Linked DNA regions of Homo sapiens: region 2 is linked to region 1. The links are chromatin loops, found by intact Hi-C in ENCODE. Cell type or tissue: spleen. All regions are shown on one strand. Links, peaks and the distances in the headings refer to the core of each region. The heading gives the core; the rest is flanking DNA.

What was found. Hi-C counts contacts between places; a loop is a spot of excess contacts. Peaks named below come from ENCODE experiments on the same cell type or tissue, not always from the same donor. Only the 100,000 strongest peaks of a DNase experiment are listed, where the experiment ranks them.
Region 2: it touches region 1 in a loop (6-fold over the local background); 1 of 110 quality-filtered maps calls a loop at or near these places.

The regions. Positions count from the first base shown.
Region 1 is chr7:151,647,412-151,663,402 of GRCh38, forward strand. The region is part of intron 4 of PRKAG2 (protein kinase AMP-activated non-catalytic subunit gamma 2); the gene reads right to left. Among named protein-coding and RNA genes, the nearest start is that of RHEB, 140 kb to the left of the region's middle. In spleen, for the core only: no CTCF peak of the experiment used is centred there; no DNase peak of the experiment used is centred there.
Region 2 is chr7:151,582,916-151,598,906 of GRCh38, forward strand. PRKAG2 (protein kinase AMP-activated non-catalytic subunit gamma 2) reads right to left here. Exons shown (of 16, transcript NM_016203.4): 6 at 12,430-12,539. Among named protein-coding and RNA genes, the nearest start is that of RHEB, 71 kb to the left of the region's middle. RefSeq lists an enhancer at 9,180-9,680. In spleen, for the core only: no CTCF peak of the experiment used is centred there; DNase peaks (open chromatin) are centred at 7,706 and 8,566; H3K27ac peaks cover 1,274 bases.

The DNA.
Region 1 (15,991 bases), core at 4,542-9,541:
AATTGGGGAAATCAGATTTCTGCATATGTCACACTGTAAAAAATTACAAAGTAATTTAAATAATAAAAAGCTATAGCGACTGCATTGTGGGCACAAATGCTAAGGAAACCTTTGAGAGGAAGGCTTCCTACAGAGATGTGCAGAGGCAGATTTTGAAGGGAGCAAGGAAAGGTGGACATTCGGGTGGCGGCTGTGGCAGAGGAAGAGCCTGAAGGTCAGGATGTGCTGATGGTCTTTATCTGAGAGTAGAACATTCTTGTAGAGAAGTGAAAGAAAGATTGGAGACCACTGGGAGTGAAAGGAATGGAATTGGATTTCTTAGGATTGCATGTAAGAAGTGAATGTAGATAATCTCAAATCGTTTTTGGCAATATAAAAAAATCCTAATATCTGCATACAGTAGAGAGGGTTGGCTGCAGGAGAGCCTGGAGTCAGCGGGGACATTGAAGACGTCTTTACAATGAATGTAAAAATTAAGCGAGCAGGTCAGAGGTACTGCAGAGATAAGAACAGTTTCGACTTTGTGGATTAGGAAGTAAATAGGAAAGAGATTGGGAATGTCAGGGAACAGGGATTGAATGGGCCTGTGTGAGGTAATAAAGGGGGAATGCTGCAATCAATCTGTTAAACTTCAGCTATTACAAGGCTGTCCAAAAAAGTACCTTTGGTGTGTAACTAGAGTAGCTTCCAGTGTCATTTGGCGGAGAGGAGGGGTGGGTGGTGTGGATCATGCTGAGGAAGAATGACAGAGATTTTTGATTCATCAGCTATGCCTCCCAAACTTTGGACAGGTGTCATTCTATCATATCCCCATACAACCTACACAGTTATTTAAATTGACTTAAACCCCCAAGTCTTCCCTTAGGCAACAATTCCATGAAATCATAGGTTTTGCTGTTTCAGATATATTTTTCCATGATATACAAAAATGTCGCTATGAAAACGTTCATCCTTGTACCGCCTGAAAGCATCTTGCATCCCACCGTGGTCCTCATGCCCCCTGCTTTGGGAAAACTGGTGTGTGAGAACAAGCGGAGTCAGCATGAAGGGCTGGGGCACCCGGGAAAAGCACGGAGACATTGCTAGGAGGGGCCGGTGTCTTCTCAAAGGGTGAAAGGGAAGAGACATCGATTTAACAAGCAGCCCTAGTAGCTGCAACACAAAGGCATTTGCTATAATTGGAAGCTGAGAAACCAGGCTTTAGGGAATGAAAATCTAAACCAGTGTTTTTAAAACTGTAAACTGTGACCCACTCATGGGTCATGAAATCAATTATGAGTCAAGTACTGTAAAATAATAGTTTACTTTAAAATGAAATGTAATAGAGGGCTGGGTGCAGTGGTCCATGTCTGTAGTCCCAGCTACGTGGGAGGGTGAGGCAGGAGGATGGCTGGAACCCAGGAGTTTTAACCCAAGGCAACATAGTGAGACCCCCGTCTCTTTAAAAAACAGAAAGAAAGGGGAAAAATCAGGTATGTGAGAGAGGACCAGGATTTTTTTTTTTTCCTTTTTATGATCAGAGACTACATAATAAAGAAATAGAGTGTACATCTTCGGATGCCTCTTGACCGAAAGACGTAGTCATTCATATGGGATATGAGTTAAAGGAATGTTCTTGTCACTAAATGTGCTCAAATTTCCCTTCACCCGAAGAGCAAGTAGCCAGTGTCTGTACTAAGTTAGACCTGAGGGAAGGAATGATTATTTTATTTTATTTTATTTTATTTTATTTGAGACGGAGTCTCATTCTGTTGCCGAGGTTGGAGTGCAGTGGTGTGATCTTGGCTCACTGCAACCTCCACCTCCCAGGTTCAAACGATTCTCCTGCCTCAGCCTCCTGAGTAGCTGGGATTGCAGGCACCTACCACCACACCTGGCTAAGTTGTGTATGTTTAGCAGAGATGGAGTTTCACCATGTTGTCCAGGCTGGTCTTGAACTCCTGATCTCAAGTGATCCTCTCACCTTGGCCTCCCAAAGTGCTGGGATTACAGGTGTGAACCACCGTGCCTGGCCAAGACTGCATTTTTAAGTTGCAAGTAATATGGTGAAAAATTAGTGTGTACCAACTTTTGTCATGTTGGTTGTGCTTGATATGGTTTGGATCTGTGTCCCCACCCAAATCTCATGCCCAATTGTAATCTCCAGTGTTGGATGTGGGGCTGGTAGGAGGTGATTGGATCATGGGGGCGGTTTCTCATGAATGGTTTAGCACAATCCCCTCAGTGCTGTCCTCGTGATAGTCAGTGAATTTTCATGAGAGCTGGTTGTTCAAAAGCATGCAGTGCCTCCCCTCCTTCTTGCTCCTGCTCCCGCCACGTGAGGTATGTGCGGCCCCTTCACCTTCTGCCATGATTATAATTTTACTGAAGCCTCCAGAGAAGCCGAGCGGATACCAGCATCATGCTTCCTGTACAGCCTGCAGAACTGTGAGCCAATTAAACCTCTTTCCTTTATAAATTACCCAGTCTCAGGTATTTATAGCAATGAGAGAATGGACTCATACAGTGCTTTTTAAAGGGATATGCAGGTATCTAATTCTACATATCTGGAGGAAATGTCCCCCTCACCTCCCCGACACACACCCCTGTATGTGTTGCAAAGCGTAATGACTACTTGGTATTTCTATTTTCTTTTTAAACAGCAAAAATTAAAAAGAAAATTAGCCGGACACGGTGGCACGCGCCTATAGTCCCAGCTACTCAGGAGCCTGAGGCGGGAGGATTGCCTGGGAGGTGGAGGCTGCAGTGAGCTGTGATCACATCACTGCACTCCAGCCTGAGTGACAGAGTGAGAGAGCCTGTCTCAACAAAAAAGTTTAAGAGAAAAATGGTAATGGTTGACTATTTTCCTGCTGAGAAGTGGGCCTGGGTGATAGCGAAACCCAGTCTCAAAAAAAAAAAAAATTTAGAAGAAAAATGGTAATGGTTAATGATTTTTCTGCTGAGAAGTGGGCAATTACGCAAACTTTACCTCTAGGGAATGGTTTGCATGTTAAGATTGGAACCAGAGCAGGGGAAGGGGTTATGGTCCTAAATCCTACCAAACTCAGCAGTTCCTGTCGCTGTGTTCCTAAAGATCTGTGGATGACAGTAATGCTTGACAACAGTGACATATGCTGACACGCTATACTAGCAGTTTGAAAACTGGCCAGAGGACTCCTGAGGGTCCATGAAACCTTTTCAGGGAGTCTACAGGTGGAAACTTTTTGTGCCAACACTAAGGCGTCATTTGCTTTTTACCCACCATTGCTTTTCCCCATCAATGTCAGCACCGTGGCAAATTCTGGTGCCTTAATTCACATCAACAAGGCAGTGGCAAACTGTGACAACCTCCTACTCCAGGGGAGAAGGCCAGTGTCACTTAAGAAGGTCTTTGATAATGCCATACATTTATTCATTTTGTCAAATCTCAGCTCTTGAGTATGTGTCTTTTTAATATTCTGTGTGATGAAATGAGAGGTGCACATATAACTTTTCCGTTGCAAATTATGATGATGTTCTTGAGGAAAACATGTGCAATTGAGCTGCTTTTAAAACCCTGAAAAATTGTAGTTATTTGGACCTGGGTATTTGGTAGACAGTTTTTTTTCAAAATGAATAAACTGAGCCTGTCACTGCAAGGAAAACAACTGACATATTTGTTGTCAATGATAAAGTTTGAGTTTTCAAGCAAAAATTAGAATTTTGGAAACCTTGTGTCTGCCACGATGAGCTTGACAATTTCCCCATACTTAGAGATTTCTCTGGGGAGATTAGTGGTGTTATTAAGAAATGCTTTTTAGTTATTGTGTAACAAAATGTGTTCCTATTTGGAAGATCTGCATTAGTCAGTGAGCCAATATTTTCCAGATGACTAATGCATGGTATTATAAAATCATGCATGGGTGAAAGATCCATTCGAAATACAAGATAGGGCTGGGCACGGTGGCTCATGCCTGTAATCCCAGCACTTTGGGAGGCCAAGGTGGGCAGATCACTTGAGGTCAGCAGTTCGAGACCATCCTGGCCAACATAGTGAAACCCCGTCTCTACTAAAAATACAAAAATTAGCTGGGCTTGGTGGCGAGTGCCTGTAATCCCAGCTGTTCGAGAGGCTGAGGTAGGAGAATCTCTTGAACCCGGGAGGTGGAGGTTGCAGTGAGCTGAGATTGCGCCACTGCACTCCAGCCTAGGCAACAGGGCGAGACTCCACCTAAAAACAAACAAAAAACCAAAAATGCAAGATAGATGGACAGATTCTAACATAATAGACTCTAGGTAAGTAGGCTCCGAAAAGTTCAATGATATGGTGTCAGATTACACACTGCGGCTAACCTTCAAGAAACTACCACTTGTCCTCTGGGTTCATCCATGTTGTCACAGATGACATCAGGCTAAGTGAAATAAGCCAAGCACGGAAAGACAAGTACTGCATGAGCTCACTTGTAGATTATAAACAGTGAAACTCATAAAGGCAGCGAGTAGAATGGAGGTTCCAGAGACTGGGGCTGGGGTTGGATGGGGAAAGGCAGGAGGCTGGCCAAAGTGTACAAAGTTTCAGTTTCATGGGAGAAATAAGTTCTGATGTATCGCACAGCACTGTGACTACAGTTAATAATAAAGACTGCTAAGTGTAGATTTTAAGTGTTCTCACAAAGAAATGATAGGTATGTGAGGTGACAGATACGTTAATTAGCTCGGTTTAATCATTCTGTATTGTATACACATATCACAGCATCACAGTGTACCCCATAATTATATACGATTTTTATTTAGCAGTTAAATATTTAAAAAACCCCACCACTTGTCAAGAAGGCTATCCACAATTATCTGAAGAGGTAAACCAATACACTCCTCTCTTTTTTTCCAACCGCCTATCTGTCTGAGGCTCGATTTTCTTCATGTGCTTCAACCAAAACAACATATGGCAACAGACCGGGTGCTGAAGCAGATCTGAGAATTCCACCGAATTCTTCTAACCCAGACATGAAAAAGCTTTGCAGCAATGTAAAAGGAGTTCTTTTTCACAAAGATGGATTTATGCTAATATGTAATGAGTTTATTACTGATCTTTTCAGATAAATTAATATTTAAAAAGTTTTAATTTATAATATGGTAAATTCTTTTTCTTTTTTCTTTTCTTGTTTTGCTAATCTTCTCTGTATCATCCCAGTTTTAGTATATGTGCTGTCAAAGCAGGCACACAATATGGTAAATATTAGTAGATGGAACCCAATATCCAAAAAAGCCCATTGGGTCTCTTTTTTCTTTTTGAGATGGGGTCACCCAGGCTAGAGTACAATGGCATGATCGGGCTCACTGCAACCTCTTCACCCCCAGGCTCAAGTGGTCCTTCTCATGAGTGGCTGGGACTACAGATGTGAGCCACCACACCTGGCTAATTTTTCTGTAGTGATGGGGTTTCACCACGTTGTCCAGGCTGGGCTTGAACTCCTGGGCTCAAGCGATCTGCCCGCCTCAGCCTCCCAGAGTGTCAGGATTACAGATGGAAGCCACCACACCCGGCTTGTTTGGGTCTCAATAATTATGAGTACACAGGGGTCCTGAGACCAACTGATTTGATAACTACTGAACTGCCGTACAGCAAGACCTCAAGCTCAGAAATAACTCAGGCGCTAATGAAAGTTAAAGGAAATATCCCTTTCCTCCTTTTCTCTGAACTTAATGCCCTAGAATTGTGTGAGGTATCAACAGAAAAAACTTTAATCATCATAGCAGAGCCTAGTACAGCTATAATCCAAATTTCTACTACCTTCTATAAACCAAGAGGTCCTGTTCCCTTTATCTCAACCACATCATTAGTAGTGTTTTCAGTGTGAAAAAATTATCATTAAATTTGCTTGTTAAAAAAAAATACGTTAGCTTTTTGCCTAAATACCACATACATATTTTAAAGTGCAAGGGGTTTTAGACTATTCTAGTGCTGATTAATATAGCTTCAGTCCCCTTTAGATCGAAAACAGGAAAAAATTTGTCCTTATGAGTACTGGATAATTAACAAAATGTACATAATTTAGTTATTCTCACCCACCGATACGACAACCTGGATAACCTCAGGCTACTAGAATCCAAATCATGGGTTGGAAATGCAACAGAGAAGCAAACAGGAATGGGTTGAAAATTCTTTTTTAACATGTTACAGACTTGGGGCTGGGTGCAGTGGCTCATGCCTCTAATTCCAGCACTTTGTGAGTCTGAGGCGGGCCGATCACCTGAGGTTAGGGGTTTGAGATCAGCCTGGCCAGCATGGTGAAACCAAGTCTCTACTAGAAATACAAAAATTAGCCAAGCATGGTGACGGATGCCTGTAATCCCAGCTACTTGGGAGGCTGAGGCAGGAGAATCACTTGAACCCTGGAGCTGGAGGTTGCAGTGAGCTGAGATTGTGTCACTGCACTCTAGCCTGAGTGACAGAGCGAGACTCCATCTCAAAACGAACAAAAATCTTACAGACTTGGTACACGTCTCGCTGCAGATAAGCCCAATCCTTTCATATACTCATAATGACAGAAATCTGTCAAATTTCTATTCCTCAAAAGAGACTGAACCCTACTTAAGTTGATAAATACCCTTATATGCAATATAATTTTACTTGTTTAAAAATTATCATAATTATTTTAGATGTTTTAAATCATGGTGTTTTCAAAATGAGGATAATTTCTTTGTGTTTTATAGATGCTGGGGTTTTCTTTATCTGTTTTTGGACAGACAAACCCATCCTTTTGAAATAGTCATACAGTGTTCATTGGCTGATCATAGATATGCCAACCAGGAAAGCCTTTCTTCCATTTAACTTTGTCTTCAAAGAAACGTGTCTACAGGATGTCCCATGGTGAAGGATGAGGACGAGGCTTGCAGCAAGCCATCCCCTGGCCCGCCTTCTGTGCTGCAGTCTTCTTGCACCCCAGACACAATCACAGCATTGCTAGCTTCCCCTCCTTAACTCATATGGCTCACTGATGTTAGTCATTTCTATTTTTTCTCTATGCCTATCAAGACTACCTCTCACAAATGCACCTTGCCCCCAAACCCTTCCTCCCACTGTCCATATAGTTATGAATTCTTTTGCTATGTCAATATTCAAGGTTTCAACTTATTACGACTATGCAAATACTACTGATACCTGAGCCAAACCATATAGTGTACTATAGTTCACCTTCCTTTTTGTCATTTTTCTCCTGTGCTTTTACTATGCTCAGTCTGATATTGGAGAAAGTGCCAGAGACAGTAAAGGGAGACAAAGTAGAGGAGGAGGAGAAATGTCAAAGTAGCTCAGGATATGCTGGGTTTTTCTTTTTTGAGACAGAGTCTCGCTCTATGGCCCAGGCTGGGGTGCAGTGGTGTGATCTTGGCTTGCTGCAACCTCCATCTCCTGGATTCGAGCTGTTCTCATGCCCCAGCTTCCCAAGTAGCTGGGGCTACAGGCATGTGCCACCACGCCTGGCTAATTTTTGTATTTTTAGTAGCAACGGGGTTTTGCCATGTTGGCCAGGCTGGTCTCGAAATCCTGGCCTCAAGTAATCCACCCACCTTGGCCTCTCAAAGTGCTGGGATTACAGACATGAGCCACCATGCCCGGCTGGGATACGTTGTTGTTGAATTCACTCTTGAAAATGAAATATTCCCAAATTTAACCTGAGGAGAGGGACTCAAATGACAAGTATTACTCGGGAAATATGTGAACAAGTCATTATATTTTTATTTTTTTACTTGTTATTTCTTGGGTATTCTTTCAGAAAGAAACAGCAATAGTTTTGTATTCTTGAAGGACACCACATCAGAGAAATGAAAGGGTACGCCATCTCTGGACAGCCCTACACTGCCATTCAAAGGTATTTGGCCCAAAAGTACTCTGTGCGGCATTGCTTTTTCCATTTTCCTCTTCAAAATAGCCTATTAGATATGAGCTGATCGCTCCTAAGAATCGTGAGCCCTCCTTAATCTCTCTGCTGCTGGACCCTAACACAGCCCATGCAGAATCACCTGTGTGTGAAGTAGCACCCTGGGCAAGAAGCCCACAGCTGCTTGGTGGCTTGGCAGCCTCTCTAGGACTAAAACTCAGTTTCCAAGGGTAGTTTAGCAATGGTAAGGAGTATGGATTCTGGACATACTACCTGGGCTTAACCCTGGCTTGAGCAATTTATTAAATTGCTCCAGGACTGGCTACATAATTTGCCAGATCCAGAGCAAAAAGAAAATGAGAGGTCCCTTGTTCAAAAATTGGGAATTTCCAGACTATGACAATAGAGCATCAAATCAAGGATGGGACTCATCTAAACACAGGGCCCTGTGTGCTGTGAAACATCCATGAAGCTGCTCGTGCCTCAGTTTCCTCATCTGTAAAATGGGATCGTAGCAGCACCTACCTCATAGAGCGGTAAGGAATATGTGAGTTAATTACACAGACAGCACTTATAAGAGTGCCAGCACTTAGTAAGAGCTCAGTAAATTATTATCACACCCCACATAGCCTACACTTTGAGTCAGGCCATCTCAAACATACTACCCAAATCTGGTGAAAATTCATTTAGTTATTTCTCTGTGACATGGTAAAAGTCAAACAGGCAAACTTAATTTGTAAATTTCATTAACAGCAATACAGCTGTTTGAAACCCTGGAATTTTTATCAGTAAACAAAAACTCAGTCTAATTTTTTTAAACCTGAAACCTGAGTAGCACTATATTGTGCTTTATTGTAGTTAAGTTTTAAAAATTATAAGTACATATTCATTTATCATAGCCATTGATAACTATAAATTTGTTATCTAATGAATGAGTCACGAAAAACTGGAAATAACCAACAATTTTAAAAGGATGACAATACAAACTACGTTTCACGACAATAAGAAAACCCAGAATTTGGCCGGGCATGGTGGCTTATGCCTGTGATCCCAGCAATTTGGGAGGTTGAGGTTGGGCGAATCACCTGAGGTCAGGAGTTCAAGATGAGCCTGGCCAACATGGTGAAACCCCATCTCTACTAATAATACAAACATTAGCTGCACATGGTGGTGTGCACCTGTAATCCCAGCTACTCGGGAGGCTGAGGCAGAAGAATCGCTTGAATCCAGGAGGTGGAGGTTACAGTGAGCCAAGACTGCGCCATTGCCCTCAAGCCTGGGCAACAGAGCAAGACTGCATCTCAAAACAATAACAACAACAAACCCCAGGATTTATTCCATATGCAAATATCTTAATCCAACAATATATTTAGCTAAACATAAACCTTTGAAGGATTGAATCCATTTATTAGGATGCAGGTAGAGGGATGCCAATGTCTTAGGTAGCATGTGTAAATAAATAAAAAATGTGTTTTCTCTTTTGATGTTGTTGTTTCCTGATTTAAGAATGAAAGGTAACTTGATTGTATTGGATCAGTAGTTTGATTCAAGTAACATCGTGGAATTCAAAAGTGCAAAGGTAAAACCTCAAAAGCATATTTAGGCCAGGCTCGGTGGCTCACGCCTGTAATTCCAGCACTTTGGGAGGCCGAAGCAGGTGGATCACTTGAGGTCAGGAGTTCGAGACCAGCCTGGCCAACATGGTGAAACCCCATCTCTACTAAAAATACAAAAATTAGCTGGGCATGGTGGCAGGCGCCTGGAATCCCAGTTACTGGGGAGGCTGAGACAGGAGGATGGCTTGAACCTGGGAGGCGGAGGTTGCAATGAGCTGAGATTGTGCCACTGCACTCCAGCCTGGGCGACACAGTGAGACTCCATCTCAAAAAAAAAAAGGGGGGGTGGTTATTCATCAGCTGTTAACTGATTTTAATTAAGATTTTGAAGAATATTCTCAAAGTCAAATTGTGTGACCATAGTGTATATAAAATGAAGACAGCAAACATCGCCTATGGAAGAAGACATAGGTTGGGCTCAAAGCTTGCACCTTTCCTCTCTCGGTAGTTCTGGCTCTGAGTCCCAGCTATGCCACTGACTCACTGCTGGACTGTTCTGTGTGTCAGTCTCTAAGCCTCGTGCCAATGTCCACTGTGTGCCTGGTATAGGTCTTGGCTCAGGCTAGGTGGCAATAAATGCTGTTGTTGGTTTGGGAGTGGGGAGTGCCATTTGGTAAAATGAAAAGAACATGGATTCCAAAGGTAGGTCTCAATTTGAATCCTATCTCAATCATTTACTAGTCATACAATCTCCAGTAGATTTTATTTTTCTAAACCTTGGTTCTTAACTTGCAAAATAGAGATAATAATATCTTCTTTGCAGGACTGTTGTGAGAATGAACTGAACTTGTGTGTGGCTGGCCCATAACAGGCATCAACAAGTGGGTTTGAATCCAAGCCCCTACCTTCATAGTCTAGACACCAGGCAGAAGAGACTAACTGCTTTGGGCTGTGAGGATGAGACAAAAAAGCAGCTCCATCTACTTTGAGAAGTCAAATGTGTCAAATGCTTGTTTTTATTTGTAAAGTAAGACACATAAACAATATTGTGTTTAAAGAATGATGGAGGGCAGGTGCAGTGGCTCATGCCTGTAATCCCAGCACTTTGGGAGGCCAAGGCGGGTGGATCACTTGAGGTCAGGAGTTTGAGACCAGCCTGGCTAACACAGTGAAACCCCATCTCTACTAAAAATACAAAAATTAGCTGGGCATGGTGGCGCACGCATGTAGTCCCACCTACTCAGGAGGCTGAGGCAGGAGAATGGCGTGAACCCGGGAGGCGGAGATTGCAGTGAGCCGAGATTGCGCCACTGTACTCCAGCCTGGTGACAGAGCAAGAGTCCGTCTCATAAATAAATAAATAAATAAATAAATAAATAAATAAATAAGAATAATAGGGCTGGGTGCAGTGGCTCATGCATGTAATCCCAGCACTTTGGGAGGCTGAGGCGGGCGGATCATGAGGTCAGGAGTTTGAGAACAGCCTGACCAACATGGTGAAACCCCGTCTCTACTAAAAATACAAAATTAGCCAGGCGTGGTGGCGCGTGCCCGTAATCCCAGCTACTCAGGAGGCTGAGGCAGAAGAATCGCTTGAACCTGGGAGGCAAAGGTTGCAGTAAGCCAAGATCACGCCATTGCACTCCAGCCTGGGTGACAGAGCAAGATTGTCGCAAAAAAAAAAAAAAAAAAAGTATTTCACAGATCCCAGAGCACCTACAAAGTAAGAGTTGTTTTATGCATTTGCCAAATCCATTGAAAATTATTTTAAGACTGAAAATAACATTTTCAAAAATTATTTGCCACCAAATGTGCCTGATCTAATTCAGTATTGGGGTGCGAACACACGCCGAAACAGTACAAAAATAGGCTTATCCCAAGCACATTAATGAAGAACATGTTATAAGATGATTTTAAACTAATCTGCAGCTCTATCACTAAGCATCTAGCAGAACACATTATAAGCGTTCTATCAGGTTATTTCTGGTGTAGACAAACGAAAAGCCAGTTTCTATTATTTGACTGGTGCCCATTTGTATTAAAGGACTAAGATGGAAAAGAGGCAAAGAATTTCCTAATTACTGATGACAATGATCTGCTGAGTCAAGTCAGAATGTGATTCAGTAAGATTGGAGGGGAAGGGAATGCAATATAATGGATGGGTACAGTATTGCTGGTACTGTGTTGAGCTGCAGGAAGATTTTGCTGACTTTCTTGAGAAGTGAGGGGATCTGGTGCCTGAGCAATCAACCATGATTCATAGTAACTTGCTACAGTGCTGTTTGAACAGAAATAAAATTTGACCTTTTTCTATGCACCCAAGCCACTCAACAAAATATATTTGTAAATACAATTCCATCTTCTGACATTGGATCTAGGCGGTTTATTTAAAAAGCTGGGTCTTTATGATTTTGTTTTGCATAGACTTAAAAAAAATTTGTGTTTGTTTTATCCAGGCCATAGATTCCTGCTCTACTGCTCTTTTTGCCTCCTGCTTCTGTTTCTCAGAAAAATAGAAAATTGACTTTGCTTTGTTCAGGGGAGTCCATGGCATGTCCACCACTCCCATTTAAGTCAGGTTAACAGGGTAAATGCTGACGATGCACTGAGTCTACTGGTTCTAAAAGCCCTTTGTATTTGCTTTACCACCTTATAAAAAGGCATGGATCAGTATTTGTGTTGACCTTGAGGCTTTTCTTCTCACACCACGCAGATATCTTAACACAGGGGTTCACACATGGTGACCGGGCAGACAGATGCGTGTGAAACTAATGTGTAGACTAAATGCAATATACAGTTAATGCCTGGTGGGAAACAGAATTTTCCTTTAATTGCCCATTTGTAAGATTGAATAAGTAGGCAGGCAGAGTGTAAACACAGCCCCATCTATAGACGTGTGTCTTGGGAACAGAAAGGATCACACATTCTTAAGCTAAGACAAAGGCTTTAGTTTGAAGATAATGTCTTTGATTATTTCAGCATGGAGGGCTATAGATAGCCTCTTGGAGGCTCCGCTAGAAAAAATTCGGAATGGATTAAGTATATATTTTCCCACTAGCTGTGTCTGAACACATCACTCACGGCTCATGCGAAATTATTTCTCTGCCAGGCGTGGTAGTGCATGCCTGTAGTCCCAGCTACTCGGGAGGCCGAGGTGGGAGGACTGCTTGAGGCTGGGAGTTCGAGGTTACAGTGAGCTATGATCATGCCACTGTACTCCAGCCTGGGTGACAGAGTGAGACCCTGTCTCCAAAAAAAGTTATTTCCACAATTCATTCCTACATTCCGGAAAAGAATAAACCATATTAATACCACATCCCAATGCTAGTATTATTAGATCTGAGTAGTGAACACATAGACTGGTATTCAGAGATTCCCCAAATCAATCTTTAATTGTTAGACATAATAAAAGTGAAAGGGCAGATTCAAGTCCAGGAACGTGGACAGATCTTAAGAAGGAAAATCTCCTTTCTTTCAATCTCCCAGCTTCTCAAACCCGTAGCTGAGTCTTGAGCAGGCAAATGACTCAGAAACGTTTATGGTCTCCCTGGTACTAAAGTACTGTATACTTAGTTTCTTAAAAGAATCTGATTCATAGTGAGCCATTCTACTGAAATTGCACGATTTGTATCCAAATAGCAATACAACCTCTATCCAATGGCTTTTGGTATATAATAAATGCTCTCCAGGCTATATGTAACATTCGTTGTTTACTATATTAGAACCAGTAGTTTGCTTTATAATTTGAATTGTATAAAGCAATACTTATACTGTGTGTCTACTAGATTTTATGAAAATAAGACTTGAAAAGATGACATTCCTCCAACAATGAAACCATGTAAATTGAAGACAGGGACCTGATTATACTATTAAGTGAAAAGCTAAGTTGCTGAACAGTCTCTAGCAGGGTCTACATCTGTTATCTGTCCATTTCTGTATTTGTGTATAAAGGAACAACAAAAGTTAGACGAAAATGTGACACCGGAATTTATCCATTTGTCTCAAAGAGGCGGGATTCCAGGAAGTTTTAATTTTCTTTTTTATGTTTTTCCTTTTATAATCAGAGGAATGTCATTTTTAAAAGGTTTGAGTTGTGGTGTAATACACATAGCATAGTTTGCCATCTTAACCATTTTTCAGTAGACAGTCAGTAGCATTAAGCATGCTCACACTGTGGTGTAACCAATCTCCAGAACTTCTTCATCTTACAGGAATGTTGTTTTTAAAAGAGAGAACCAAATACTTCTCCAGATGTATGTGTTTTGAAAAATCAAATGCAAAGTAAGTAATGGCTTAATCAGACCGAACCACCATAATTGAATAGCCTGACCAATTCGTGAAAGAACTAGCCATGGGCCTTTCACTGTCTTTTTTTGTTTTTGTTTTTGTTTTTCTGAGACGGAGTCTTGCTCTGTCACCCAGGCTGGAGTGCAGTGGTGCAATCTTGGCTCACTGCAACTTCCGCCTCAAGCAATTCTCCTGCCTCAGCCTCCTGAATAGCTGGGACTACAGGCACAAGCCACCGCACCCGGCTAATTTTTATGTTTTTGGTAGAGACGGGATTTCACCATATTGGTCAGGCTGGTCTTGAACTCCTGACCTCATATGATCCAACCCCCCACCTTGGCCTCCCAAAGGGCTTTTGATTCAGCACATGAAGAGGAAATCACGGGCAGAGCTGTAGAAATCGTATTAGAATTTCATCTGTGTAGTTCCTTAGAAAGCTTTTCATTGAACCACCTGTTTCAATTTCCATTTTTTAAAAAAATAAAATATACCTCTGTCTGTAATCACGCTACGATGAGCAGCTGACATTCTTACTCAGGACTTAGAATAATAATGCTTTAGAGTCCTGCACGAAGCCTCCAAAAGAGTGGAAAAAATACACAACCCTTCGAAACAGGTTTACTCAAGCACGGTGAGAGAGGCTGGGCGGTCATTGATTAACAGGGTATGCGTTCCTTCTCAAAGAGATGGCAAAGGAAGCTTGTTCTAAACTTTTCCACCATTTCAATGGCTACTTTCTCCTGAGTCATTAAGGGAACACTGGTATTAGGTTTTGTGTCACAGTTGTACCAAGGATACCTCGCCAGCTAAAGTTAATGCTTTTCTAAGTGCTTATGAATTAGGGGACAGTCCCGGTTCTGAGCTGAAGGAATTCTCATCTAAATGCAAATCAAGACAAGCCTGTCTAGGATGCATAAATAGGTACAGTAATTTTTCCACCATTTAATGTTCAGCCCCCCAAATGCATTTTCACACAACTCTATTGGTAAAGAAGTATCCCTTATTAGAATTAAACGACATTTGCTTTCTTCCCCGCACCGGCTGTTACATAGGTAGAAAGTGTTCAGAGTCTTGATTTGGTTGACTTAAGGCATGGGAAATAAAATGGACAAAGAGAATCATTTTCCTAACCTCTGCTTCTCCACATCAGACTTCTAAATCCACGTCCGTGCCATTTCTATTTGATGTCCCAAAGGAATGAAAGAAAATGTGCCCCAGATGGAACTGAGGTTTCATCCCAGCTCTACTTCTCCGTCCAGTGTTTTTCTAATTTAATGACACTGTCATCCTTCCTTTCATGCCAGAAACTGGAGAGTCCCCCTAGAGTCCTCTTCCCACACGCCACATATCCAGGCTGCACTTTTATAATGAATTCCTTCCTCTGAATCTCCACTCCTGTGGCTGTAATTCAGCCTTTTGTCACCTCTCACTGGGCTACTGCAGCACTTTACTGGTTTTCTGGTTTAGTCTTTTCCGCATAAATTCCAGCCTCTAGCCTGTTACTAGAGTAATCATTCCATAAAATGCAAGTCTGTTGCTGGGCGTGGTGGCTCCCAGCACTTTGGGAGGCCAAGGAAGGAGGATGGCTTGAGCCCAGAAGTTCAAGACCAGCCTGGGCAACACAGGGAGAACCTATCTCTTCAACAACAGAAAAAAAATTAGTCGGGCATGGTGGTGTGTGCTGGTAATCCCAGCTACTTAGGAGGCTACTCAGGATAGCTTGAGCCCAGGAGTTTGAGGCTGCAGTGAGCTATGATCACACTCCAGCATGAGTGACAGAGGGAGAATCTATCTCTAAAAACAAACAAATACATAAAACACAAGTCTGGGCTTGGCACAGTGGCTCACACTTGTAATCCCTTTGGATTTGGGATTACTTTGGGAATCTTTGGGAGGCTGAGGTGGGTGGATCACCTGAGGTCAGGAGTTCAAGACCAGCCTGGCCAACATGGCAAAACGCTGGTCTCTTCCAAAATTTAAAAAACAAAACAAAACAAAAAAACGACACAAATCTGAACAAGTCCCTCCTCTGGAAATCATGGCAAGGGAGGGAAGGGCAAGTTTATGCTGTTTGTCTGTGCCACTTCAAATGTGCAGCCCTTCCTTACTCAAGGAGGTTAAGGGGAAGAACAAAGACCCTTCCACCTTCACTTTATGTTACTCCAAATCTCCTCAATCAGCCCAAAAGCAGAGTGTGTAATTCTATAACGCTCTGAAGGCAAGGAGTATAATCTTCAAGTCCTAACTCTGCTGGATTATTTACCACTTGGCCAACATTTTCTTTTTGTTTTTGTTTTTCAAACAGGG
Region 2 (15,991 bases), core at 4,902-9,901, 64 kb before region 1:
AGTATTTGAAGATGTTCAGTATGGTGCTCAGCACTAACAGCCAAGAAGAACAAATGCTTAAAATTTCCAGTCTATACTGACCAAACCAGAAGCCAACAGAAATTTCTTCTTTTTTTCACTTTGGAGACAGGGTCTTACTCTGTTGCCCAGGCTCAAGTATAGTGGTATGATCACGGCTCACTGCAGCCTCAACCTCGTAGGCTCAAGTGATCCTTATGCCTCAGCCTCCTGAGTAGCTGGGATCACAGGCATATGCCACCATGCTCAGCTAATTTTTAAATCTTTTTGTAGAGATGGGGTTTTGCCATGTTGCCCGGGCTGGTCTCAAACTCTAGGCCTCAAGTGATCCTCCTGCTTCAGCCTCCCAAAGTGCTGGGATGAAAGATTTATTCTTTTAATTTCATCCACATACACTGTTGACCTGTCCGCAGGTCACTGAGGAAGTCTCAATTCCATCCTTCAGAGATCTCATATAATATTCCAAACGGACATGATACTCGTACAATGCATTAAAGAGCAGTGTCCTGGGTGAGCTCGGGAGGGGCCTGACGCTTCTGTGGTTTTGCCGACCTTCTTTGCAATAACGAGGCCTTCTAAAACTTGGCTTTCTTAAGAACACGTGCATGGAGCTGTTTATAAAGCAATTTAAAATCATACTTGGAAAATTCTCCATAATTATAGACGGCACAGGGTGTTCCAATTAACCAATAAACAGGATACAAAGAGGACTAACACAATCTAGTTCTAATTTGCAGGAAGAAACCGCTCAGGGATCTTGAGTACCTTTGAAAATTTCTTTCCTTTTAACTGATACGCAATTTGCTCAAACTATGATTAATTTTAAAGTTTACATTTTAATAGGATTTTCAACACATTTCAAAGCAAATGTGATAATTAGATAAGAAAAGATGGGAAATAAAATGTTCATAGGTAAGTTTTTAGAATAGTGAGCAGGCCCGAGCTGCTCTAAGAGACTCTGGCAGTCTATACCAAGGAGAACATCTGTGTTCCCCAGAATGGGAAGCTGGTTCCTCTGATGCCTCACTGCTTTCTACACAGCTTCACTCTGATTTTCAGTAATTAAGTTGACTGTGAAGCTTTTAAAATTAACGCTGATATCTACTGCGTCAAGAAGGGTCCAGCTTCTGAAATACGGTCGTCGAGACTCTTCTCCGTCCAGGCCCAGGCCTCCCTTGCCAGCTGCATGACTCCCTCCTCCCTGAACTCATCTTCCATGCCCCTCCAAGCCCCAGTACTCCTTCGACTTCAGAAGAACAGTTGCCCACCATTGCCATGGAAGGACTGTTTTCTGGAGGAAATGCACTGCTCCAGAAATAAAACAGACATAGGAACATGGGGCCTCCAATGAAAAAGATGGCTGGCTTACTGCTCTTCAGTGAAGCCCACCAAGCAAGAAGCCCACCTGTGAACTTGGTATGTCCATGCCAACTGTTAGCAGTCACTCTTAATTATGAATGAATGGGCAGCCATCTGACAGGGCCTTGAACGCTGAAGTCACACAAGTCCCAGTTTTACACAGATCTCACTAGAAGGGTTAGGAAAAAAAAAATCTTCCAAAAAGTGGAATGAAAAGAAAAATTGAAAAAACAATGGGAAAAGAATATTAAAGATCAACTCGGGGGTCTCAGAGCTGCTCACTGAAGTTCCGGAGAAAAGCAAGCACTGGGAAGAAAATGATTGAGGAAAGAATGCAAGGAAGGCTAGGCACAGTGGCTTCGGGAGGCCGCAGCGCTGAGGATCGCTTGAGCCTCGGGGTTCAAGACCCAGCTGGGCAACATAGCAAAACCCTGCCTCTACAAAAAATAAAATAATTAACTGAATGTGGTGGTGCACGCCTGTAGTCTCAGCTACTTGGAAGGCTGTGGCAGGAGGATCGCTTGAGCCCAGGAACTGGGGGCTGCAGTGGGCTGTGACTGCACTACCATACTCCAGCCTGGGTAACACAGTGAAACCCTATCTCTAAAATAAATAAATAAATAAAAATTCTAAAAAAGAAACAACGCAAGGACCAGAGAACTGGATACTAGGAGTGTCAGGTTCTAGCGGGACGTCACCTGCCCGGCACCATGAACTGACCACAAGACACATGATGATGGAATTTTAGGGTACCAGGTAGAAAGCGAGAGCCACAAAAGCTTCAGAGGGGAAAAATAAAATCATATATAAAGGCTGGGGATTTTAAAAAAGCATCAAATTTCTCTCGATCAGCACTGGTAGCTAGAAGAAATGGAATGATATTAGTACCTTCACAATTCTTAATAAAAATGATTTCTGTTATAGAATTCTAGACATAGCAGTCTACAGGTTGAACGTAAGTGATATATAAAATTTCAAGTAATACATTCCCACGCATCTTTTCTTGGGAGGTTTTATGGACTCAGTGTGTTTGGTTCAACGGCTCAACAGGTTGTTTCTGTGGAATATGACAAGAGTAAGGCACAGGAGCAAGAGACTATGTCTTTATTGTCAGTTTTTTTGGTACCACTTGACAGAAATTGTTAATATGTGCTTTGAAAAACTCTCAGCCACTAGTCTGCTCTGCTCCAGCACATTCCCGAGCACGAGCCCATGTGTGGCAGGGCTTGCCATTCTCCCTCCCTGTTCTCAGCCCGTTTTCATCTTTTTAGAATATTCACATGCTCTCATCTCTTCTGTCCTTGATGCCATATCAAGTGATCCTATGTATAAATTTTGCCTACTGAGGAATCTTTCTGCGTTTCGATTATTATCAGCTATCCCACCTGGTTTCAAGTCATCTGTAAATTAGATGATGCCATCAATGAAATCAATATTCAAGTCATTGTTCCAAAGCTGAAGAGCGTGGGGCACAAGAATGCTCTGGCGTACCCCCAGTTTCTCAGCTGGGGCTCCCCAGAAGGCAGAGTGTATTTGGGAATGTGATGCCAGGGAGCAGAAGTACAGGAAGGGAGGAAGGAGACGGGTGGGCGGGTGAGTCAGCGCAGGACGCGTTCCTGAGCTGCCGCCGCAGAGCCCACTGATGCTGATGCCAGTGGGATCTTCCTAGGACTGCATGTAGCTGCTAGCTTCTATCCTCCCCTGGCGGAGGAAGCTGGGGTACATGGGATGGTCCTGGGCTGAGGGCCGTCCCACTGCCCCTGCACAGAGTGAGGAGTGCTGGACTATGAGTTGATGTGAATGGATTTGGAAATGGCCCACGAGAGGCATCCAACACAATTAGAAACCTTGCTCCAGGTGTTGACTGAGATTTAAATATTAATTGATCTGCTTGGCTGCCAAGCTGCAGCTCTGCATCTCATCCTCTGGGACCTCGTGCCAGGCTCTGCCAGCCTACTCTAGCTGGAATCCAGACGTGCCTGTCATGGCACGGCCGTCTACGCAACAGCCACAAAAGAAAGGCAGGTGAATCTCCTGTAAATTTTTTTTTTGGTCAATTCATGACCGATTCCATTCATTCATAAATCTCAGCTGGGATTGATACTACATTCCCCAGCCTCTGCTTTTTGAGAAATCTATCTGCTCTTTCCTTTTATCTCTGGCCTCCGAAATCAGACCTCTTCTCCGCAACTCCTCCAATATCACGAACAGGTTAGGAATCTCCTTTGTAAGTTCCCTTTAATGCTAGAATGTGATTCATCTGGATCAGAAATGAGATGTGGTTCATGCTGACAGGTGCTCTCCGCAACTATTGTGGGCTTTAGTTTCCTCGAATCACTATTACTTTACCTCTTCCACTTTGAAGATCATTTTCCTTGATAATGAACAAAGTACAGTTTGAGCTGAGCAGTTCTGTTTTCTCTTTATTGACATCAGCAGCATCAGCCTGGAACAATAGGACCGGGGCTTCTCTTTCCTTCCTGCTTTTAAAATAATCAAGCGCCCCTTCCCTTTGTGCCTCTTAATTTTAACACTAAACTAGGATTGTCCTGGGCAGCTCCCTCCTATTCAAGCTTTCCTTTTACTTTACTTTTGATCATGTGCTCTGCATTCTGTATTCTCTACTCATTCTTCAAGGTGGGTGGATCACTTGAGGTCAGGAGTTCGAGACCAGACTGGCCAACACGGTGAAACCAAGCCTTTACTAAAAATACAAAAGTTAGCTAGGCGTGTTGTTGCCCGCCTGTAATCCTAGCTTCTCGGGAGGCTGAGGTGGGAGAATCGCTTCAAGTGAGCCGAGATTGCGCCACTGAACTCCAGCCTGGGCGACAGAGCGAGACTCTGCCTCAAAAGAAAAAATAGTGCTTGGCAAACAGCCACTTATTTGGATACTTGCTTGTTTTTTTGTTGGCATTATTCAAAATCACATTGCCTGGAATAATGTAAAGAACAAAATGAAGTTGTTCTGGATTATAACCCAAAAATAAATATCCATAAATCCATACTGAAATAGATGACTGAATAAACAAACAGATGGAGAAGGGACAAATCTCCCTTGCAGAAAAATCCCAACTAACTCACGTAGCTGCTCAGCCCTCACGGAGGTGAAGCGTCACTCCCCATGGCTAAGTGTGGGCTGTACGTGGTGACTTCCTTCTTGGGACTATGGCATGGAAAGGAGGAAGAAGAATCATCTCATGGTGGAAAAACCTGGCACACCTCAGCCAGGTAATGGAGAGTGGTAAGTCACACAGGCAGTAAGCACCCTGGAGACGGTATGATGAAAAGGGCACTTTACCTCTCTCTGGTCTTTCTCCTCCAAAGCCACATGCCCAGTCTAATCATGATAAATCATCATGCAAATCTCAGTAGAGGGCATTCTGGAAAATACCTGACCAACACTCCTCAAAACCGTCAAGGTGTCAAACACAGGGAGTACCTGTCTGAGAAGCTGTCCCACCTAAGGAGGCATGATGACGAGACGTGATGGGGTAACCTAGATGGGATCCTCCAACAGAAAACGGCATTATGCAAAAACTAAGGAAATCTGAAGAAAGCATGGACTTTAGCAAATAACCATGTATCAATATTGGTTCATTAACTGGGACAAATATAGACCACACTAACGCAAGATGTCAAAATTCAACTGGGTGTGGGGTATATGTAAATTCTCTGCACTAGCTTTGCCATGTTTCTGTACATCTAAAACTCTTATAAAACACTTGTTAAAAAAAAAAGCTATCATTTGTAGAGTATTGCTAAAAGAAGTTACATTGCCACTGTGAGGAAAAGCCTGGATCATTCCTAATGCTTCCCCCCACCAATCCTAGGGTGTGAGGATTCCATTATGAAGTTTTATTTATTTTTGGGCCTCTCATAATTCTCGAGGTGTCATCTTTTGGAATCACTAACTGATGTGGTTTGGCTGTGTCCCCACCCAAATCTCATCTTGAATTGAAGCTCCCATAATTCCCACGTGTCATGGGAGGGACCCAGTGGGAGGTAACTGAATCATGGGGGGGAGTCTTTCCCATGCTGTTCTCATGATAGTGAATAAGTCTCACAAGATCTGATTTTTTTTTTTTTTAAGACAGATTCTTGCTCTGTCGCCCAGGCTGGTGTGCAAGTGGTGCAATCTTGGCTCACTGTAACCTCTGCCTTCTGTGTTCAAGCGATTCTCCTGCTTCAGCCTCCCAAATAGCTGGGACCACAGGTACCCAACACCAAGCCCAGCTAATTTTCGTAATTTTAGGAGGACGGTTTCGCCATGTTGGCCAGGCTGGTCTCAAAATCCAGGCCTCAAGTGATCCACCTGCCTCGGCCTCCCAAAGTGCTGGGATTACAGGCGTGAGACACCGCACCCAGCGATCTGATGGTTTTATAAAGAGGAGTTCCCCTGCACAAGCTCTCTCTGCTTGCCGCCATCCATATAAGACATGACTTGCTTCTCCTTGCCTTCCACCATGATTGTGAGGCCTCCCCAGTCACGTGGAACTGTGAGTCCATTAAATCTCTTTTCCTTTATAAATTACCCAGTCTCAGGTATGTCTTTATTGGCAGCATGAAAACAGGCTAATACACTAACTGATACCTATCTTTCTCTGAATTCCTGGGCTTATCTGGAAGGGAAGGGGATGTCCCCCCTCTCTACTGTGCCAGTCATGAAGTTACTGTCTCTCTGCTCCATGCCCATCCCTCTAACTTGGCTTGGTGATGCTGGGACTTTGCAGACCCTGTTTCGGTGTTGCCAACTGGCTCTATTTCAGGTTCTGACAATACAGGAGTCTAGGGAGGGACTCAAAGCCAGAGCAGGAAGAAGGGCTTGCTCCTCCCGTCAGCGGCTAGCAGGGCTCCTGTCTGCCTGCAGCTCCCGTGAGCTCCACCCAGGCACTGCCTTACCTGGGCACCGAGGCACCTCCTGTAGCAGCGGCTGAATACAGTTTGTTGTTTTCCCATTTTGTGCAAAATGAGCTTCCTCAAGCCCCAACTCCCACCCAGAGACATAAGCACCAGCTAGAAGGCACGCGCCAGGACCCCCTCTCCTCCACGACACTGTGGAGTACACCAGACTCACACAGCATCATGGTGAAACATGGGTCACTGAGCCTCATCCCCCCGTTTTGGATTCGGGTCTCAGATTGGGTCTGATGAGCTGCGTTTTTAAAAGTTCCAGCTGATGCTGAAGCTGCTAGTCTGGGAATCAGACTTTGAGAACACTGCCTTAGAGGTCTTTATTTGTCCTTTCAGTTACCAGTTAATTTAGATCCAGTTAACATTTGCTTATGTTCTTTTTCTGTTCAAATAACTGGTGTGGCTTCTGTCTCCTGACTGAACCTTGACTGATCAAGAAACTGGCACCACGGCCGGGCACGGTGGCTCACACCTGTAGTCCCAGCACTTTGGGAGGCTGAGGCGGGCAGGTCAAGAGGCCAGGAGTTTCAGGCCAGCCTGGCCAACAAAGTGAAACCCCATCTCTACTAAAAATACAAAAAATTAGCCAGGTGTGGTAGTGGGTGCCTGTAATCCCAGCTACTCAGGTGGGTGAGGCACAAGAATTGCTTGAACCTGGGAGGCAGAGGTTGCAGTGAGCCAAGATCGTACCACTGCACTTCAGCCTGGGTGACAGAATGAGACCCTGTCTTTAAAAAAAAGAAGAAGAAGAAGAAAAAAGAAACTGCCAAGACTGGTTCCCAGGAACAGAGGACTTGGAATTGGTTTCCCATCCATGGGTTTAACACAGTGTTGAGCTCTTTGTCAGTGGGAAATCAGATTCCTGTAATCCAGGGCAGGCCATGGCATTGTGACTAAAAAAGCCATCATCTGTGCCTGTGATGACATTTGTGTGCCAGGGCCCACATGGCCACTGCACTGGCCACTGAGGCAGAAGCCAGGACCAAAGGACTCAGTATGACAGCATTCTGTGAGTGCGCTGGGGCCTCTGAGAAAACCTCAAGCCCAGGTCTGGGACCTGCACCCACAGACAGAGAACCCAACAAGCCTCTATGGCAGTCCCCAGAGAGTCTATTTCTTGTAGCTACAGGGCTGTTTCCAAAATCAAACACAAAGCATAACTCTGCGGGGTGTGGATGCACAGGCGGAATTGGTGGCATCACCAGGTTTGATGGGAAAGCTGGGCATGGATCTGGAAGGAGTGGGACCCTGGCACCGGACAGAGGGACATCTGACTGGACTCAGATGAAGCTGAGATTCCAGATTCGGGAGTTCCTCCGAGCCTCCCATGGCAGTGGGAACAGCTGGCTCCCCAGTGTCTGAGAATCACCTTTCTTTACTCGAAAGCCCAGTGACAGGCTTTCCTAGGGCAGACGCCTAGCGTGGGCCTCTCACCCTCCCACCCTTGCCACCCCTTGACCTGTAACTGGGGACAGGTTTCCGCATGCTGCAGGGGAGGAAACCACTTATATGCAAAACAAACTGTGAGATCTTGCCATTTCACAGCTGCAGAAACCGAAGAAGTATGTATGGGAATAGGTGCTAGTAACGTTAGGACAAAGACGAGAAATTTAACACTAGTTTGGTGGGACTGATTGCTATGAGTGGTCTTATGAGAAATTGTTCATTAACATTTTGTGCACGCAGCCGGCAGTGGCTCTAACCGCTCACTTGGTTGACTGCCTGAAGTGCAGGGCACTGCTGAGTCCGTGTTTAATGAGGCTGAGATGCCAGGCTTCTGTGGCACAGTGAACTATACAGGAGGAATCCACAGGCTTCGGGAGACAGGGGCATTGGCACGGATTTGTCATGTGCCACCTGCACATTCCATACCCAGAGGACACTCCCTCCTGGAGCCCCTGAGGAATGTACAGGTGAGGGGCCCCTTCAATAGGAAAAGTGAACTTGTCACTGCAGCAGCTGTTCCCAATGTAGTATCTTGGGGGACCCACAGCCCCTGCCTGGACACATACTCCTTTTCTCTATACCAATCTACAAGGACCCCTAGACGGAGTCTGCTTTACCTGGCAACAGGATACTTTCACCCGTGTGTCTCAAGGCTGCGGCACCCCCGCTCTCTACCTTATTATGGTCTGCAGAGAAGCTGGCCATCTTCACACTGCACACTGCCACACTGGCCCATGCGCTGATAGCGGTGTGGGCTGGACTAGACAGGCAGGAAGTAGCAGAGCTCTAGGTGCCTCTGTGAGATATGTGCCGGGCAGAGCATGAGGGACAGACCCCGCAGAACCGGGGGTCTCACACCCCAGAACGGCCTGAAACACTGGAGACACCCCTCCAATGGGAGCTTCAAGTTGTCACTCCACACTCCACCTGCCACTGCAACCACCAGGCAGGTGTTTTGGAGGCAACATGCACCACATGTGTACGTGCTACTCTGACACCGGTACTGAGTGACACTAAAAGCTGTTTTCAGAGAGGCCCAGGGCACGATCAGGCATGTGGCAAGTCCAGGCTGCTCTTCTGTGTGGCCTTAGGACCCAGCAAGGTTGATATTAGGGGTGCTGTAGGAAGCCTCCACCAAAAGGAAATTTACAGAGCAGACATTGAGGGTTTTGAGGGAAGATTAACCCCAAAACAACCATGCCTTCTCCTGCAGATAATGACTCTCCCGCTGGGAAACAGTTCCTGGCCGACTGCACCAGGCCCTTATAGAGACCAAACAAGCTAGCCACGAGATGCGGAGACCATGCAACCTGAGCTCCCCATCACGAACAGGGAACTACTAGGCCCCCCAAGCCGAATGCTGAGCATGCACAGCGACCCTCTCTCGCCAGGCCGAGACGGGGCTCGCCCAGGCCTGTGAAGTACATGGACACTGCATGGGTACATGATGCAGCTGCTCTGACACCGGTGCCTCCCCTACCTCGATCCACACCCAGACTCGGGGGAGCTCCTTATGAGCCACTGACTGATGGAGAAAAAGCTGGGCTTGGTTTACAGGTGCTTCTCCTGCTGGGCTGGCCCCTGCTGGCACTGCACAGTGTGGCTCTTGAGGACAGTGGGGATTACATCCCCCAGCAGGCAGACCTCCCAGTTGGACATTTGATTTCCACTTTATCAGGACTGAGATGGCCAGGACATATCTACATGGATCCCCAGGGTGATTCCAGTATTAAACCGAGGGGAATCTCATGGAACCCAACTGCAGGGAGTCCAGTCGGCCTCTCAAGAGACCGAAGATGGAAGCAGAAAAGCCAAGCCCGAGACTGCTCTTCCCCCTCATTCTGGTGGCACACCCTCGCATTCTGCTCTCCTCTCATTGGCTCTGTTCTACTCCTGTCTGCGCACACTCTTTCAGCTTCCCTGCAAGTGGCTCGCCTTGGTCCCTAGAGCAGTTACGGCTCTGATGACGTCGTATCCTCAGAGTAACGTGGTCATTTTGAGTACTGTTCTGCAGCTTACTTTTTCTTTTCCTAATCAATGAATCAATGAATATACTCTTGACAAACATTTTCTCCATTATGCAGTATTCTATTATATGCCTATGCGAGGATTTATTTAACTGGTCTCTTAGGTTGTTTTGGGTACGCGGCTATTTTGTTTGCTTTCTTAGCTCTTGAGGGTGTGTCAATGGCTATTACTGCAGCCTGTGTCTAGAAAATACTCAAATCACCCCTTTTCAAATACATCTTTTTACCTTGACTTAACCAATGCCAAACAACTCTCTCCCCCTATTTCCATGGTAATGCATCTCAGCTCCTCTCAACTTAGAGGCTCACAGGATAAACGGCTTCCCGGAGATGATGCTCACAGCTCCTCTTAATTACGGAAGTGATATTTACTGGATCAGTCACCTTGGACATCCATAAGGCATTGCATTTTTCATGTATTACTCACTTGACTTTCTCTAGGGTTTAGCCAAAATGAGTAATACATGGAAAGCTGGGTAAAAGTCAAATCAGCTGTTACTTGTTATTATTATTTTTTGAGAGTCTTGCTTTGTTGGAGTCTTGCTCTGTCATCCAGGCTGGAGTGCAGTGGCACAATCTCGGCTCACTGCAGCCTCCGCCTCCTGGGTTGAAGCGACCCTCCCGCCTCAGCCTCCCGAGTAGCTGGGACTACAGGTGACTTCTACCACACTCGGCTAATTTTAATTTTTGTATTCTTAACAGAGACGGGGTTTCACCATGTTGGCCAGGGTGGTCTTGAACTCCTAACCTCAAGTGATCTGCCCGCCTTGGCCTCCCAAAGCGCTGGAATTACAGGTTTGAGCCACTGTGCCCGGCCTACTGTCGCTTATTTTTAAGTTGGTAGAAATGCCGGTGGTCAGAAAATCTGGTATTTTAAAAAGTAAACCTTCTGGGGGATGGGCGTGAGGCTGAAATAGGTTGAGCCAGTAGTTCCTTTATTTTGGGAATTCAGAACTTCTCATTATTTTGTTATTGAAACATGTAGTCACAGTTCTCGAGACCGCATCTCTTAAAACAACTGCCTACTGTTTTCCCTACTATAAGATTGTATTTGGATGCTTCCTTCTTTGTGTCAAATAATCAAGAATCTTAGGGTTTTAAAAGTGACTCTGAAGGTTACCTGGTCCAAAGTGAACTCAGCAAAGAACATAAAGCCAATTTGCAAAAATCAATTGTATTTCCATACGTTAACAAGAAACAATTGGAAAATGAAATTAAACAAAAGCAAAGTCATTTTTGGTCATCCTGTAAGTCCTGGGTGGCAGGCACAGAATACAGGTAAGGGGCTCCAAGAGCCCGGGGAGCCCTCTGAGGACGCACGGCAGGTGTGGGGCATGGGAACAGAAGCAGGCCACACCTGGGGGTCCCTGGGGAGGTCTAAAGGGCCTGGTGGAGCAGGAAGAGCCTGGAAGGATCATCTAAGGCAGGGCTATGGGAGGGGGTGGATACACTCCAGGGCACCTTTCAGCTGGTGCTCCCGAAGGCTCAGGCTGAGGCAGCCCTTCCAGGGCCCTTGCTGGGTGTCTTCCCCTGCCCTGCTCTTCCTCTGATCCCTTCATGCTTCCTCCTGGGAGTGCATCCTTCATAAACCCATGAATTCTTGGTTTAGCATTTACTTCTGAGGAACTCGACTGAGGACAATCCTACTTGGAAAATATTTATGTAGAAACAATACACTAAATGTATACGCACAGATATGTGTGTAGACACCCATTTGATTACACTGAATGTAGTTTGATCACGGTATTGAGTATATTATTTAGGACTTTTTGTATGTGATTATAAGTTACATTGATATAAAGTAAGTTGCAATACGCATAATTTTAATACCAAAATGTTAAGATTCAAATTTTCTGGGAAAAGAGATCGGTAAGGTTCTTCTTTCAAAAGATTGCCCATTTTTGTGATTTTCTTCTTTTTTACCAATATTATTTCAAATTTATCATATGTTCTACTAAATAACTAAGAAAGACCATGAGGATATACTGAGCGAGGCCATACAGTTTAATAATGAACAGCTTAGGTTCTAACACACATTAGACAGGCCTGTGTTCAAAACCCCATCTTGTACTAGCTCTGTGGATTAGGTCCTTAAATTCCACAACAACTTGTGGACTAAGCTTTCTTTTTCTTTTTTTTTTGAGATGGAGTCTCACTCTGTTGCCAAGCTGGAGTGCAGTGGCACAAGCTCGGCTCACTGCAACCTCTGCCTCCTGGGTTCAAGCGACTCTCCTGTCTCAGGGTCCTGAGTAGCTGGGACTACAGGCATGCACCACCACACCCGGTTAATTTTGTATTTTTAGTACAGATGGTGTTTCATCACGTTGGCCAGGCTGGTCTCCAACTCCCAACCTCAGGTAATCTGCCAGCCTCGGCCTCCCAAAGTGCTGGGATTACAGACGTGAGCCACTGCACCTGGCCAAAGCTTTCTGACTTAAGTTCTTAAACTCTATAATTTGAGCTTCCCTGTCTTTAGGAAGAAGACAGTAATAGCACATTTCTTATAAGGTTGCCAAGATGTTGAGAATTCAGATAAAACCTCAGCACAGTGCCCGATAGTGCAAAGGACTCAATAAACGTTTGCTGGCATTGCTGGTTTTAAATTACTGTATAAAGTAGTAGCCATCCAAAAAATACCAAAAAATTCATGAAAATGGAGTACACTTACTTGTAATGTAGTATCAAAGACAACAAGCTTTGAACTGGTTGGAACGATGTCATAACACTTGTGTGACCTCATGAATCGCATGTAAACACCACTTTCTGAGTCTTCTACTGCTAAAAGAAAAAAAGGCAAAACATCAGTAATAATAAAGAATTCCCTCAATCGGATGAAGAGCATATACGTAAACCTATCACTAACAGACTTAATGGTAAAATACGAAATGTTTTCCCAGTATGATCAAGGGCCAGGCAAGGATGCTCACTCTCACTAATTCTATGAACACTATATTGGAGGTCCCAGATGGTGAAATAAGGCAAGAGAAAAAAATGAAAGGCATACATGTTGAAAAGGAAAAAGCAAAACTGTCTTTATGTGCACACTGTATGATTTTCTACATAGGAAATACCAAAGAATCTAGAAAAAGTTCCTAGATCTAAAAAGAATGAGTTTAGCAGGGTCATAGAATTAAATCAGGGTTAATAAAACAAAGACAAAGCTAATCGAATGGGGAAAAGTTGGAAGCTTTCCCTTCAAGATCTGGAACAAGGCCAGGTGCATTGGCTCACACCTGTAATCCCAGAACTCTGGGAGGCTGAGGTGGAAGGGTCACTTGAGCCCAGGAGTTCGAGACCAGCCTGGGTGGCATAGCAAGACCCAGTTTCTACAAAACTAATAAAATAAAATAAAAATAAAAATAAAGGGGAAAAAAAAGACCAGGAACAAGACAAGAATGCCTGCTGTTGCTACTCTGTTCAAGGTAGTACTGGAAGTCCTTGTCAGAGCAGTCAGGCAAGACAAAGAAATAAAAGGCATCCAAATATGGAAACAAGGAAGTTAAATTGTCCCTGTTTGCAGATGACATAATCTTATATATGGAAAACCCTAATGACTCCATCAAGAAACTGTCAAAACTAATAAATTCAGTAAAGTTACAAGATATAAACTCAACATAAAAAATCAGTAGCATTTCTATACACTAATAGACAACTATCCGAAATAGAAATAATAAAAGAATCCCATTTACAATAGCTACAAAAAAACAAAATACTCAGGAATTAATTTAACTCAGGAGGTGAAAGACCTCTAGAGTGAAAACTATAAAACACTGATGAAAGAATTGAAGCAGACCAGGTGTGGTAGCACGCGCCTGTAATCCTAGCACTTTGGGAGGCTGAGGCAGGCAGATCACCTGAGGTCAGGAGTTTGAGACCAGCCTGGCCAATATGGAGAAACCCCGTCTCTACTAAAAATACAAAAATTAGCTGGGCATGGTGGCACAGGCCTGTAATCCCAGCTTCTCAGGAGGCTGAGGCACGAGAATTGCTTGAACCTGGGAGGCGGAGGTTGTAGTGGGCTGAGATTGCGGCACTGCACTCCAGCTTTGGTTACAAAGTGAGACTGTCAAAAAAATAAATAAAAATAAAAAAAAAGAGGAAGAATTGAAGAAGATACAAATAAAAGGGAAGATATCTTGTGTTCATGGATTGGAAGAATATTGTTAAAATGACCACACTATCCACTGTGATCTACAGATTCAATGCAATGCCTATCAAAATACCAATTCTTCGCAGGACAAGAAAAAAAAAATCCTAACATTTGTATAGAACCACAAAGGACCCCAAATAGCCAAAAGAATTTTGAGCAAAAAGAACAAAGCTGAAGATATCACACTACCTGACTTCAAAATGTACTACAAAGCTATAATAACCAAAACAGCATGAAGCTGGCATAAAAACAGACACACAGACAAAGAGAATTAGAAAGCCCAGAAATAAATCCACACATTACAGCCAAATGATTTTTGACAAAGGTTCCAAGAATACACACCGGGCAAAGGGTGGTCTCTTCCATAAATGGTGCTGGAAAACCTAGATATCCACATGCAGAAAAATGAAGCTGGACTCCTATCTCTCATCAGATACAAAAATCAATGGAAAATAGATTAGAGACTGAAAATCTACGACCCAAACTACGAAACTACTAGAAGAAAACATAGGGGAAATGCTTCATGACTTTGGTCTGGGCAAATATTTTATGGATAAAGCCTCAAAAGCACATGGAACAAAAGCAAAAATGGACAAATGGGATTATATCAAACTAAAAAGCTTCTATCCTGCAAAGGAAATAATCAACAGAGTGAAGAGACAACCTACAGAATGAGAGAAAATATTTGCAAACTATACATCTGATAAAGGGTTAATATCCAAAACAGATTAGGAACTCAAACAACTCAACAGCAGGAAAAAAACCCCAAATAATCTGATTAAAAAATGGGCAAAAGAACTGAATACACATTTCTCAAAGAAGACATACAAATGGCCAACAGGTATATGAAAAAATGTCCACCATCGCTAGTCACTGGAGAAATGCAAATCAAAACCACAATGAGATATCACCTCACTCCAGTTAGAATGGCTATTATAAACAAAACAAAACAAAACAAAAGATGAGTGTTGCTGAGGATGTGGACAAAAGGGAGCCCCCCCCCCCGCTCTTTTATTGAACTATTGGTGGGAATGAAATATAAATTAGTAGAGCCATTATAGAAAACAGTACAGAGGTTCCTCAAAAAATTAAAAATAGAATTACCCTATGATCCAGCAATCCCACTACCGGGTATATACCCAAAGGAAATGAAATCAGAGTGTTCATGACACATGTGCACTGCCATGTTGAGTGCAGCACTATTCACAACAGCCAAGACATGGAATCCACCTAAGTGTCGCCAAAAGATGAATGGATAAAGAAACGTGGTACCTATAAACAATGGAGTACTATTCAACCATAAAAAAGAATGAAATCCTGACATCTGTGAGCACAGGATGAACCTAGAGGACACTGTGTTACATGAAATAAGCCAGGCGTGGAAAGACAAATACCATCCCATTCATCTGTGGAATCTAAACAAGCTGATCTCACAGGAGTAGAAAGTAGAGAGTGGTTACCAGAGGCTGGGGAGGGAATGGGGTGGGGGTATGAGGAGAGGTTGGTCAGTTACAGTCAGACAGGAGGAATGCATTCTGGTGTTCTATTGCACAGTGGGGTGACTATAGTTAACAATAACGTATTGTATAGTTCAAAATAGCTAGAAGGGAGGATTTTGAATGTTCCTGCCATAAAGAAATGATACGTGTTTTAGGTGACAGATATACTAATTATCCTGATTTTATCAGTACACAATATATACATGTACTAAAACATCAAACTGTATCCCATAAATATGTACAATTATGTGTCAACCAAAAATAAAACTTAAAAAAAGGAAAAAAGTACAATAAAGCAAATGCAAATAGAAAAAAAAGGCTACTATATTTGTATCTACTAACTCATTGTTAGCAGACAGAAATTTAAAAAAATTTTAAAGGTACTATTTACATAAATGCTGTATGGAAATACGGACTTACACAGGGAACAGAGAGCACTGAAAATGGTAACAATGTGGACAAATATACAAATGCTTTCAAAAATTATTTAAATCTCTCTAAAAGCTAATTGACAATTTATTTTTTTATGTATTTTTTTTTTTTGAGACAGAGTTTAGCTCTTGTTGCCCAGGCTGGAGTGC